Linked DNA regions of Homo sapiens: region 1 is linked to region 2. A link is a contact called in ENCODE Hi-C data. All regions are on one chromosome and are shown on one strand. Each heading gives the region's core, a stretch centred on a gene start or an enhancer-like site at or near the end of the contact. The rest is flanking DNA. Distances are from core to core; before and after follow the strand shown. Region 1 overlaps LINC02936 (long intergenic non-protein coding RNA 2936). Region 2 holds the start of RABL2A (RAB, member of RAS oncogene family like 2A).

Evidence for each region. Hi-C counts contacts between places; a loop is a spot of excess contacts on that map.
Region 1: a map of Right ventricle myocardium inferior shows a loop between it and region 2 (16-fold over the local background). The contact joins the enhancer-like site here to the promoter of RABL2A in region 2. A Hi-C loop is called at or near these places in 1 of 168 maps with a recorded cell type or tissue (Right ventricle myocardium inferior).

Annotation. Positions count from the first base shown.
Region 1 is chr2:113,673,471-113,679,140 of GRCh38, reverse strand. LINC02936 (long intergenic non-protein coding RNA 2936) reads left to right here. Exons shown (of 3, transcript NR_186169.1): 3 at 1,358-1,439. Among named protein-coding and RNA genes, the nearest start is that of LINC02936, 28 kb to the left of the region's middle. Within about 2 kb of position 3,052, at least 4 of the 41 ENCODE cell types and tissues checked have a DNase peak (open chromatin) inside an H3K27ac peak, as active enhancers do.
Region 2 is chr2:113,623,938-113,629,843 of GRCh38, reverse strand. RABL2A (RAB, member of RAS oncogene family like 2A) reads right to left here and starts at 2,578. Exons shown (of 9, transcript NM_001306158.2): 1 at 2,444-2,578; 2 at 1,131-1,290. The coding sequence starts at 1,237. It also overlaps the pseudogene RPL23AP7. RefSeq lists a silencer at 2,509-2,818.

The sequences.
Region 1 (5,670 bases), core at 1,803-4,302, 49 kb before region 2:
CTAGAGCTAATTAGCTGTGTACTCTTAAGCAAATCACTCTGGGTCTCAGTTTCCTCACTCGAAAATTACATATTTGCACAAATGAGAAGCCAAGATGTCTCTTTTTATAAATTGAAAAGGAAACTTTTTTACAATTAGCAAGGAAGGAGCTTTGGAATACTAGGGAACATTCTAGAAGCCTGGCTTAACACTACTAAGTTAGGGTCATTAAATTTTCAAAATGAATGAATTCATTAGGAATAAGAGAGGAAGAAAAATATGCATAGCCGAGTTAATTCATTCAGATGTGTTAGCTGTGCACCTGAGTCTTGGAGAAATGTCTTGCTCCTCTGAGCTCCTCCAAATGGGATTTTTGATGGAGTCTTACATGTTTTGCTCTCTTCTCACATCAAAACATTCCACGTACTTTGAGTTTAGATTCAGCCCTTCCTCCTGGTATTAAGGAAGCAGTGAATACATCACCATCAACCTTCTTTCTATCAATATGAGAGACCTACCTGCTGTTTTCTTTATTTTTATAAGAAGAACACCTTTTTGCAGCCAAAAGATTCAGCTTACCTTGAAAGAACCTTTCCTCTTAATTAAAAAGCTATTAACGACATGCTCTTTGAGTTAAATATTGGTGTTTGGCGGGGGAGGGGTGGGGGGAGAGGTTGGTGAATGAGAAAGTTCTGCTTTGGGGATTCTGATACAAAAACTATTAAGGGATTACATAGTTGCCTTAGCCCTGCATACATTCTTCATGATTCATTTATTTGTTCTCGTACGCTCAGTGCCTGGCACATAGTACAGGTATCTGCTAAAATGTTTGTCGAATTAGTAAATGAATAAGAGAAATGTCTTTTCATAGTCTCCAATAAGGAAAATACCATAAATAATCTTGAATGTGTTTCTGGTGGATCCTGTTTGAATAGAATTTAACTGGGCAGGGTACGTGGATTTTGGGAAACTGGGTTTAGGAGCAGTCAGGGAAGGGGAGATGCTAGCTTAGTACCTGCTGGGACCTCTTCCTTCAGACAGAAAAGGGATGGCATAGCGTGAGGAGGTTCACAACCCACTGCTGTGGGTGTAGCATTCAGTCTCCAGCCCGAATAAGGCCTGTTGGCCTCCTCCAACCATAGTTGGGAATTGGGTATGCAAGTGTGGGGAGGATGGATAGGAATGGCTGAGCCTTGCCTGAGTTATTGGAAAGAAGCAAAGGTTGCAAAAACAAAAATAAAAACAAAAATGTTGAAACTAAAAATGTGTTTATATGTGGTATGAAGCAAGTGAATGACCCTTACACTTGCATTTGGTACTTGATGCCACTCTTTAAGGATGATGACTTTTCATACTGAAGATGCCCCTTCCTTTCTAGAGGACCAAGAACTTCGCTTTATTCCTGGCAGTGTGCATTGCTCATGGCAGCATGAAAAAAACAGAGTCCTGAGTATGAAGTAGAAAAAAGAATAGACTAGAAGTCATGGATCACTCGGTAAGCTGTGGGGCTTTTGGCAAATTAACCTCTCTGGGGCTCTATTAGAACATCTGCAAAGTGAGGCGTTTGGACTAGCTGATCTTTTTTATTCAGCAACATAAACTAGGCTGGGTGCTAGGCAGTAGGAGCTTGAGTTGAGTCACACACAGTCCTGGTTCACATTCTGGCTGATAAGAGCTGGAAGAGGAGTTAATTAAAAATACCAGCAGACACACAGGAGGGGATAATTCATTCTGTTTGCTAGGGCTTGGGAGCTGATATTTGAAAAGTAGGAATTCTCCAGAAATTTATTAATTTTGTCATCATTCATTCATTTATTCAACAAATGTTGACACTATGGCAACTGTATACAAGGGTGCCTACTTTCTATAAAGAATAGGGAAATAGTTATGAAGAAAGCAGACAAAATCTACTTTCAGTTTAATCTAAGCTGAAGCTGCTAGGGGAGGTTGGGAAAAGGTACTATTAGTTTTAGCTTTGAATGAATATTTAATATTGTTTCATTTCACTCTCCCAGTATACCCACAAAGAAGGCAGTATTCTCACTTTACAGTGAGAAACCTGAGGCCTAGAGGAGTGAAATCATTCACTGACCTCATACTAATAAGTCATAAGGACTCAAGCCCACCCCTGCCTGTGTTCAGAGCGCCAGCATTTACCCGTATTGCAATTTTATGGCAGAAGTGGCTTCCTAGGCCACTGGGTGAGTGAACACTTGTTTCACCTTCCCAACACTCCTTCTTTGAGTAACAGCGCACCTGTTTTCTTCTGGAGAGCTAAGCCCTCCCACTCTCAATTCAGTCCTATAAAGAGGAGCTCTCATCCCTCCTACAGGTGTCAGAGGCGAGGTCATGATGTGAGCTTAATGTATCAGACCACATGTCCTTCTAGGCACAGTAATTGGCCCAACCAGTGATGGGCACAGGACCAAGCTGTACCAATTGGTATCAATGCCTGGACTTTTGCTGGAAATATTGAAAAAGGGTCTTGTTTTTTTCCCTGGAATTGTTAAACTGTAGACTGTAAGCCTAGAGTAGCTGATGTTCTCCAGAAGGGGTGAGGGAGCCTGCCTGAAAATGAAGCTTAATAGAGAAGTATATTAGTTCATTCTCACATTGCTATAAATAAATACCTAAGACTGGATAATGTATAAGAAAAGAGGTTTAATTGGCTCATGGTTCTTCAGGCTGCACATTAAGCACAGCACCAGCATCAGCTTCTGGGGAGATCTCAGGAGGCTTCCAATCATGGGGGAAGGTGAAAGGAGAGCAGGCTTCTCTCATAGTTGGAGCAGGAGGAAGAGAGATAGAGAGTGGGGAGGGAGGTTTTGTTGTAGGACTTTTCCCTTAGTTCAGCTAAGAGCTGGGTTCTTGTCACATGGCCATGAGAGATCAGGCTTGCAGACACTTTGAAGGGTGAGAATAAATGGAAATTATTGGGCAAAAGGGAAAAAAACCCTAACAGGGACCTTCTACAAAGCCAGAACCCTGCTAGTGTGCTTCCCGCCTCGCAGACTGAATCCCACGTTCAGTCTGAATCCCAGGAAGAGGAGGGGCCAGGCTCCTTCCGGCTGCAAACAGCACCAACTTCCCGAGGCTCCACCCCAGTGTGCACCCCTCCCAGTGCGCAGGCCATTTGGAGTTTCTCTGGGGACCCCTTTACACTTGGCTGTCTCGGTTTCATACACTTTTAAATGGCCAGATCTCTCGAGAACTTGCTCACTATTTTGAGGACAGCACCAAGGGGACTGTGCCGAACAATTCATGAGAAATTTGCCCCCATGATTTAAATCACTTCCCACCAGGCCCTACTGCTAACATTGGAGATTATAATTCAAAATGAGATTTGGGCAGTGACACACATCCAAATCACATCAAGAGGAAAGCAGAATCAGAGCAACAATTTCCAGAAAACATTGTTGGAGGCCTTGGATCTAATTTTGCCTGAAACAGGCACTTATTCCTGTGCTTTCAGTTCTATGAGCTAATACATTATTCTTTTTCCTGTTAATGTAGTCTGGGTTATTATTACTTGCAATCTAAGCATCTGGAAGAATAAAGCCTCCAAGAGAGTGCAGAGAATGTTTATTTCTCTTTCTCCCTAGTGTATTCTTCACAGTACCTGCAAAAGTCTCTACCAACTTCACTTAAACTTTTCTTCTTGGAGGTAAACACGACATGGTTTTTTGCTCTGCTGTGTCTCAGAACTCTGTCCCCAGGGTCATATTTCTATAGATGAGGTGATGCCAGGCTTCGCATGCTCAAGTATGGATTGGGCAGCCTCCTTACTGAGTGTTAACCAACATCTCTCCCTCTGTCCTCTCCAGCGCCTCTCTATCCAGTTCTGGCTCATTTTCTCACCATGCTGTGACCCCAGACAAGCTCTGTCTAACACTGAGGATGTCATGCTCAGAGTCTATATGACTGCTCTACAGTGGCAGCATGAATGAAGGCTGAGGATGACGAGAGGGGACAGCTTCTTCCCTGATCCTAGTTTCCAGTAATGTTTTTTCCAGACTCAGAGTCCCAGAATCTCACCTCTGGAGAGCCTGCCAGATGTAGGCTAATCTTTATAAGCTGAGAGTCAAAGGAGCCCTTACTATCTTTTTATTAGGAATGAGAGAGGTTGTTGGGTGCTGCATTTGACTTTACCTGGCCTCACCATCTGTCTCACTGCTGACATCTGGCACCCAGTCTGATTGTTCCGTTTTTTTCATTTAGAACTCCATCCGCCAGGGTCATCGGAGCCCATTTATTCAAGGGAATGGGGTGACTCTTCTGCTTCCTGTTCATGTTTCCTGACTGCTCCCAGACAAACTAGTATCTGAATTGCTAGGTATACCATTGCCGTATGCTAACAGGAGATATCCTCTTTCCCATAACCAGAGCAAAATGATAGGTGTTTTCACTTCATTGGGTCTTTAAGTTTTGCCCAAGAAATGATCCACTTGGGTTTGAGCAGTACCTTCTTTAAACTTATGGCCTATGGAGTCCCAATCAGATAATTATCTGAGGTGCAAGGAGTCCTGCCTGTATTGACTAGCACAGCTTATGCAGGGTCTCCACCTTGACCTTGGATGGTTCGGCATCCTCCTCCTCACCATCAGAAGGGATCTTCCTCTTCAAGCCAAGTCTGGGGTTGAATATTGCAGCAAGTGTTTTATTGTGGGACACCCACAATCATGTGTTGGAGGCTCTTAAGTGTACAGCTCTCAGTAACAGAACCACCAGCCTCAATATTTAAGCAGAGACTTTTAATCTACCGTCTGGAAAGTGTTGGGCATCTGAACTGCACATCCTGGAGACCTGAGGCATTCGGCCCCCAACAACAAAGCACTGTTCAACTTGAGGACATGAATGAGTTAAACATGGGTCTCTATGACATTCTCTCCAACAACCATCTCTTTCCACCTTGATCCCTGCCTGTGTGGTCCTTGAACCAGGGATGAATTTTTCTCTTCTTGCTGTTGTATTCTCTGAGACCAGTCTCAGCTTTTATTAAGAAAGAGCTTTGCGGGCCAGGCGCGGTGGCTCACACCTGTAATCCCAGCACTTTGGGAGGCCAAGCCGGGTGGATCACGAGGTCAGGAGATCGAGACCATCCTTGCTAACACGGTGAAACCCCGTCTCTACTAAAAATACAAAAAATTAGCCAGGCATGGTGGCGTGTGCTGTAGTCCCAGCTGAGGCAGGAAAATCGCTTGAACCCAGGAGTTGGAGGTTACAGTGAGCCAAGATCGCACCACTGCACTCCAGTCTGGGTGACAGAGCAAGACTCTGTCTCAAAAAAACAAAAACAAAAACAAAAAAAAATCAGAGTTTTGTAAAACGCCATTGACAACAAATCCAATTCCAATGCCTGCGTGAGGACATGAGTCTGAGCTCTAGTGGGGCTCCCTGGCAGCATTTGGTCTTGACGAACACCTCCAAAATAAATTCACTCTAGAAGTCTGACATCACTTTGTAAGAATGAAGCCATCCTTTTCAGAAATACTGTGTAGAGAGTAGCTTGCAGATGAAACTCCACAATGCCTGGGAGGGAAGTCTGAATGGAAGATCAGATTAAAAGAGAGTCAGTGGGTCCTAGAAAGAAGGAATCCTGCAGGGTAGGCCATATTCTTTAGTAGAGCTTGATAATAGTGAGGGAGGACACAACTTTTTCTCTGCCCTCTTAATGTTGTGACTGAGACCTAT
Region 2 (5,906 bases), core at 1,329-3,828:
ACCAGAGGCCGGGCGCGGTGGCTCATGCCTATAATCCCAGCACTTTCGGAGGCTGAGGTGGGCGGATCACGAGGTCAGGAGATCAAGACCATCCTGGCTAACAAGGTGAAGCCCCGTCTCTACTAAAAATACAAAAATAAAATTAGCTGGGTGTGGTGGCGGGCGCCTGTAGTCCTAGCTACTCGCAAGGCTGTGGCAGGAGAATGGTGTGAACCCGGGAGGCGGAGCTTGCAGTGAGCCGAGATCACGTCACTGCACTCCAGCCTGGGGGACAGAGCGAGACTCCGTCTCAAAAAAAAAAAAAAAATTCTAAACCAGAGCTGCAGTGTGTGATTGTGTGGTGGGGAAGAGAGAGAGAGAGAGAGACAGAGAATTCAAATTCATGGAGATGGCCTAAAAACCAGCAAAGCCCCCAGAGAATTATTCACAGCTACCTGAGTCAAAGGACTTGACTATAAAAATGAAGGTAGAAACCAAGGTGGGCCTGGAGTACTTGGGAGATAAACGTGACCACTTCTCTGGGCAGGGGCAAGTGTACCGTCATGCTATGAAGGCGGAAATGGACATGTGCCCTCAGCAGTCCTAGGCGTGAGAACTAGGACGTCTCATGGAGACAAGCTGGCAGCACGGCAGAGCCTCCCTTCACCTCTCCAGGTGGCATGTAGGCACCGAAATTCATTACAAGAAGAAGCCAGTCTTCACAATGATTATAGTCAATCGTCAGTTCTACCCAGTTTTCTCTATTTCAGAGAGTCCCTCCAAGAAAGCATCTTTACCACCTTTACCCAATCTGTCACGGTGGCATAGTCACTTTTGTCTTTCCATTCCCACTCCCCGCCCTTGCCATCCCTCAGCCCACAAACCACATACAATGTCCTCAGTTGCTCCACACGTTCTCTCAGGGCTCAGAGGAAACATTCAAATTCCTCAGTCCTTATGACCTGCCCCCTCCACCCGACACACACAACGGGTCATGTGATTCCCCTCGTTCCCCCATGAACATCTGGGCTCCAGCCAAGACTGCTCCTTCACCAGCCCCAAGAAGCCATGCTCCTCTGCCTCTGGAGGACTTTTTAAATGACCTGGACCCTCTCTGGGGCTGGTATTTATTCCCTAATCTCCCAACATACTTGGATTTGCCCACTGCGCTGTCTCCCAGGCAGATGATCTTCACGTTGTCATCAGCATCATACTTCCCTTGGTCCAACTCACTCGGTTTGGTTTTGTCTTCTGCCATTGGCTCCTAGCTGTAGAGAGGGGTCCAGCCCAAGGGAGGGGAGGGTATTGTCACTGTCTGGGAAGATCAACAAGAGGCTGTTGTCAGAGATAAGTCCCCTCAACCAAATCTCCAGCTGTACCTCCATCCAGACTGCTTCCCTCAGTGCCAGACTGAGATATGGTATGCAATTGGCTACTAGACTTGGAGTAGCAGAGGATGACACACAGGCATCAGTAATATGTTATACACAAATAGTTAAGTCCTGCGCACCCCAAATGCTGCTCCTCACGTTACCCATTTGCACAAGACATTCACCAGGCATCCAGTGCCAAAGGCTGTGTGCAACATTATGTCTAGCTCTGTTTTACTCTCCTCACACCTAAATATGACTTTGCAGACATTCCTGAGAATGTAACCACAGTCCAGACTCTTAGCTAGGGGGGCACATAGAAATGATATGATGATGAGATAGCAGCAATAGGTGAGCCTTACTGGGCATTCACCATGAGCAGACCTTGCACAGGGTTCAGAGGATGGAAGACACAATGATAGCAGAGTCTACTGTGGTGAGAGCTACGACAGAAGTATGCACACGGGTCAGGGGTAGAAAATACCAACAGGGCCCCCGAGTTTTCCTGACTGTGCCACCACACAGCTACTGCTTCTGCACAGCCAGGGACTTCGCCTTGTTTATCCAGGGAGACAATTCCTGGGAAGTGGCAGATGCCTGGAAAGCATGATGAGGGGTCTGCCCCCTTTCACCTGTACCCTGTAGAGAGAGCGACAGAAAGCCAAATCCAGCTTCATGGCTCCATGCTTGAAGACGTTCTTTCTTTTGTTTAGAGATAGGGTCTCACTCTGTCGCCCAGGCTGGAGTGCAGTGGCGCGATCACGGCTCACTGCAGCCTCCAACTCCTGGACTCAAGCGATCCTCCCTCCTCGGCATCCCTGGACTATAGGCGTGAGCCACCGCTTACGGGCGAAGACTTGCTTGTCGATGTCCTCGCCATCTAAGTGGGTATGCTATCTTTCGATAAATGTTTTTGGCCACCAACCATGTCCAGGCATCGCCAGGCTGCCCGTCCCGCCCCCCACAACAGCCTCGCGAAGCCACCTTTCCGTGCTTCCCCCGACCCGGACGCCCTCTCGCCCACACCGCTAGGGAGGCCTCGGAGGGGCTGTCCCCGCGTGCTAAGCCAGCCACCGGGGCGGATTTGCCCTCACGTGCGGTTCCGAGTGAGGGCTGGAGAGACCAGGGACGCTGCGGGTCGGCCCCTCGGGCCCTGCCGCCAGTCTGGACTCTGCGCGCTCTCGAACCACCCCGCCGGCCCAGCTCGCACCGCAGCGCACTCCACTTCCGGCTCGCCCCGCGTCCTCGCAGCTGCTACGCAACCGCGCAAGGACCCCGAGGGAGGCTGCCCGGCCGAAGGCCTGAAGGACCCCGCCGGGGCGCTGGCTGCCCAGCGCGGCGCCTGGCGGGAGGGCCGCAGGGAGTGCGCATGCGGCCGAGTGCGGGACTGGGGCTCCTGGCTGTGGGTGTGGTACTGAGGCTTCAGCGGGTGCCGCCCGCCTAGAGGGAGTGGAGCGGTGAGCACGTCAGGGGTGGGGGGCGCAGGTCAAGCTTTCACCAGTTTTTAATTCTTTGATGGGGTAAATTTGAGCAATTTTCTCGACTTGTCGACATTCGTTATTAACTGAGCAGGAATCAGGAGAGGAACCCGGTCCTCTCCACACAGCCCAGCAGGTACGCCGCCCATGTGCCTGTGGAGAAGAGAGGTTCCTGTGGGGCAGACAGGTGTGGACCAAGTAGCTGTGAAATTTCTTCTGAAGAAAACACACAAGGAGGAAGCGAGTGAGCTCAGTGGAGGAGGGGCGCTACCCCAGGGGACGTCCCCATGCATGGGCTTGTGAACCTCGAATATGTGAGACGGTCTCAGTCAATTTAGAAAGTTTATTTTGCCAAGGTTGAGGACGCACGCCCGTGACACAGCCTCAGGAGGTCTTGACATGTGCCAAAGGTGGTCGGGACACAGCTTGCTTTTATACATTTTAGGGAGACAGGAGACATCAATATATGTAAGATGAACGTTGGTTCCCTCGGGAAAGGCGGGACAACTCGAAGCAGGGAGGGGGCTTCCAGGTCACAGGTAGGTGAGAGACAAACTGTTGTATTCTTTCGGGTTTCTGAATAGCCTCCGCAAAGGAGGCTATCACATATTAACCTATCTCAGTGAGCAGAGGGGTGACTTTGAATAGATGGGGAGGCAGGTTTGCCCTAAGCAGTTCCCAGCTTTTTTCCCTTTAGCTTAGTGATTTTGGGGCCCCCAGATTCATTTTCCTTTCACAGGCTAGACAGCTTTAGGAACTGAAAGGTTCACGAGGCTGTAACGAAGAGTCGAGTTGCTCCAGGTGAGCCTGGGCCACAACAGCAGGCAGGACCTGGGCGCCCACGAGGGGCTCCTGGGAGGGTTCGGGAAAGGGATGTGTGAACCCTATCTGAGATGGTTTCAGGTAATTTAGAAAGACGTGCACCCGTGACACAGCCTCAGGAGGTCTTGACGACATGTGCCCAAGGTGGTCAGGGCACAGCTTGGTTTTAGGGAGACATGAGACATCAATCAATATATGTAAGAAGTACGTTGCTTCCATCCAGAAAGGTGGGGACAACTGGAAGCAGGGAGGGGGCTTCCAAGGTCACAGGTAGGTGAGAGACAAAGGTTGCATTGTTTTGAGTTTCTGATTAGCCTCTCCAAAGCAGGGAATCAGATATGCACCTATCTTAGTGAGGAGATAGGTGACTTGGAATAGAAAGGGAGGCAGGTTTGCCCTGAGCAGTTCCCAGCTTGACTTTTCCTTTAGCTTAGTAATTTTGGGTCCCCAAAATTTTCCTTTCAGAGAGCCTACGACTAGATTTGCATCTTTACGTCCTGCGCGGAGGCTGCTACACACATGCAGAAGTCATGCTGGTGGCCTGGACATTGAAGGGAGAGAAGTGGATTTGGGAGACATTTAGGAGGTAAGATTGCTAGGACCTTGGTGATAGCTTGGACATGGAGGGTGGAGGAGGAGGGGTGTCTAGCATAATGCTCTTAGGTTACCACCTGGGATATTAGGGAGAGTGAGCAGGCTGTTTTTTGTTTGTTAGGCAGAACTTGGTTTTGCGGTGCAGTAGGGTGCCTGGAGCCGAAAGCCTGACTTCCTCACACAGGCCAGACCCCACATGTGACTGCCAGGCCACTTTGAGGCTGAGAGAGATGGTTTTGTCTGGCCTCTGTCCTGCACATGTTTACGGATGACCTCTGTGTTGGCAGATTTGGGGGTCCGCCAGATAGGATCCTGTGAAGAGACCTCAAAGGTCTTTAGTCCAATCTATAAAACATTTTTATGTTGATTATATCATTTCCACAATCAAAGATGAAGAATATATACAGAGGTGTATTTAGTGAATAAGGTTGATGGTGCACCTGCGCTAGGCAGTGTTTTAGTTCGTTGAGACACCAAGGAGTTGAGACAATCCTTTCTTTACCTCAGAGTTTTGTGTGTGTAAGTCCTGCTGTTGAGAGGTGTGTGTGTTAAAATGTCTGATTTGGGCAGGTGAGATCTGGGCCCTCTGTAAGGTTAGGTAACAGGAGGTTGGTGTCCAGCAAATATTCAGTGCCCCATCAACATCCCAGTTCTTGTCCACCAATCTTCCAATTCTAGGACTGATGCGGAGGCCCTCAGAGCGACTTCAGAGGAGAAGTAGTATGCTCTGTGGCTATCTTGTTTTGGAGTGTAATTTGTAAATCCTCTGCAAACAAAACGTTGGAAACAAGTAGTGTTTTGGCTTGAGTTTCCTGTAAACGGCTTACAGTCGTTGGGTTAGGGTTGGGTTAGGGTGATGGTGAGGGTGGGGGGTGAGGGTTAGGGGTTAGGGTTAGGGTAGGGTCAGAGTTAGGGTCAGGGTCAGAGTCATGGTTAGGGGTTAGGGTTAGGGTCAAGGTCAGGGGTTAGGGTTAGGGGTTAGGGTTTAGGGTTAGGGGTTGGGGTTAGGGGTTAGGGGTTAGGGTTAGGGGTTAGGGGTTAGGGTTAGGGTTAGGATTAGGGGTTATGGTTAGGGTTATGGTACTGTAAATAATTTCACATTATTACTAATAATAAATTATTATTTGTATTACACTATTACATAATGTAAAGGCTATTAAGACATGTTTGTCTTCAAAGAATGGCCTTGGTTTCTGTGGGCAGTGTCCTCATGGAAAGGTAATGAGTTCCTGCTAAATCATGGACAAAACGGGCTTCCAGGAGCTACAGGCTGCAGCAGCAGCTTCTCCTCTACGTCCTTCACTGCCTCATACTGTTGTTGACTTTGAAAGCTTTTTTCAGTCTAGTTTTATCAACAGCTAGTATTTTCATGAGGTTCTACTACATACCATGTTCCAGAAAGCTAAATGCCTTTTGTTTGTTATTATTCACTAAATACAAATCACAACTCTCTCCTCATTACTCACACAACAAAATTTAGCTGAGGGAGACTGAGTGACTGTCCCAGGGTCACACAGCTACTAAGAGCAGAGTCGTGTTTAGATTCATGTGGGAATACTGAACACAGACATGAACCAGTGGAAACATCCTACGTTCCAAAAGCCTACTCAAGCCATTTGTTCTTATTTTAAGGAAAATCTTTATGCTAATTTTAAACTCCAAA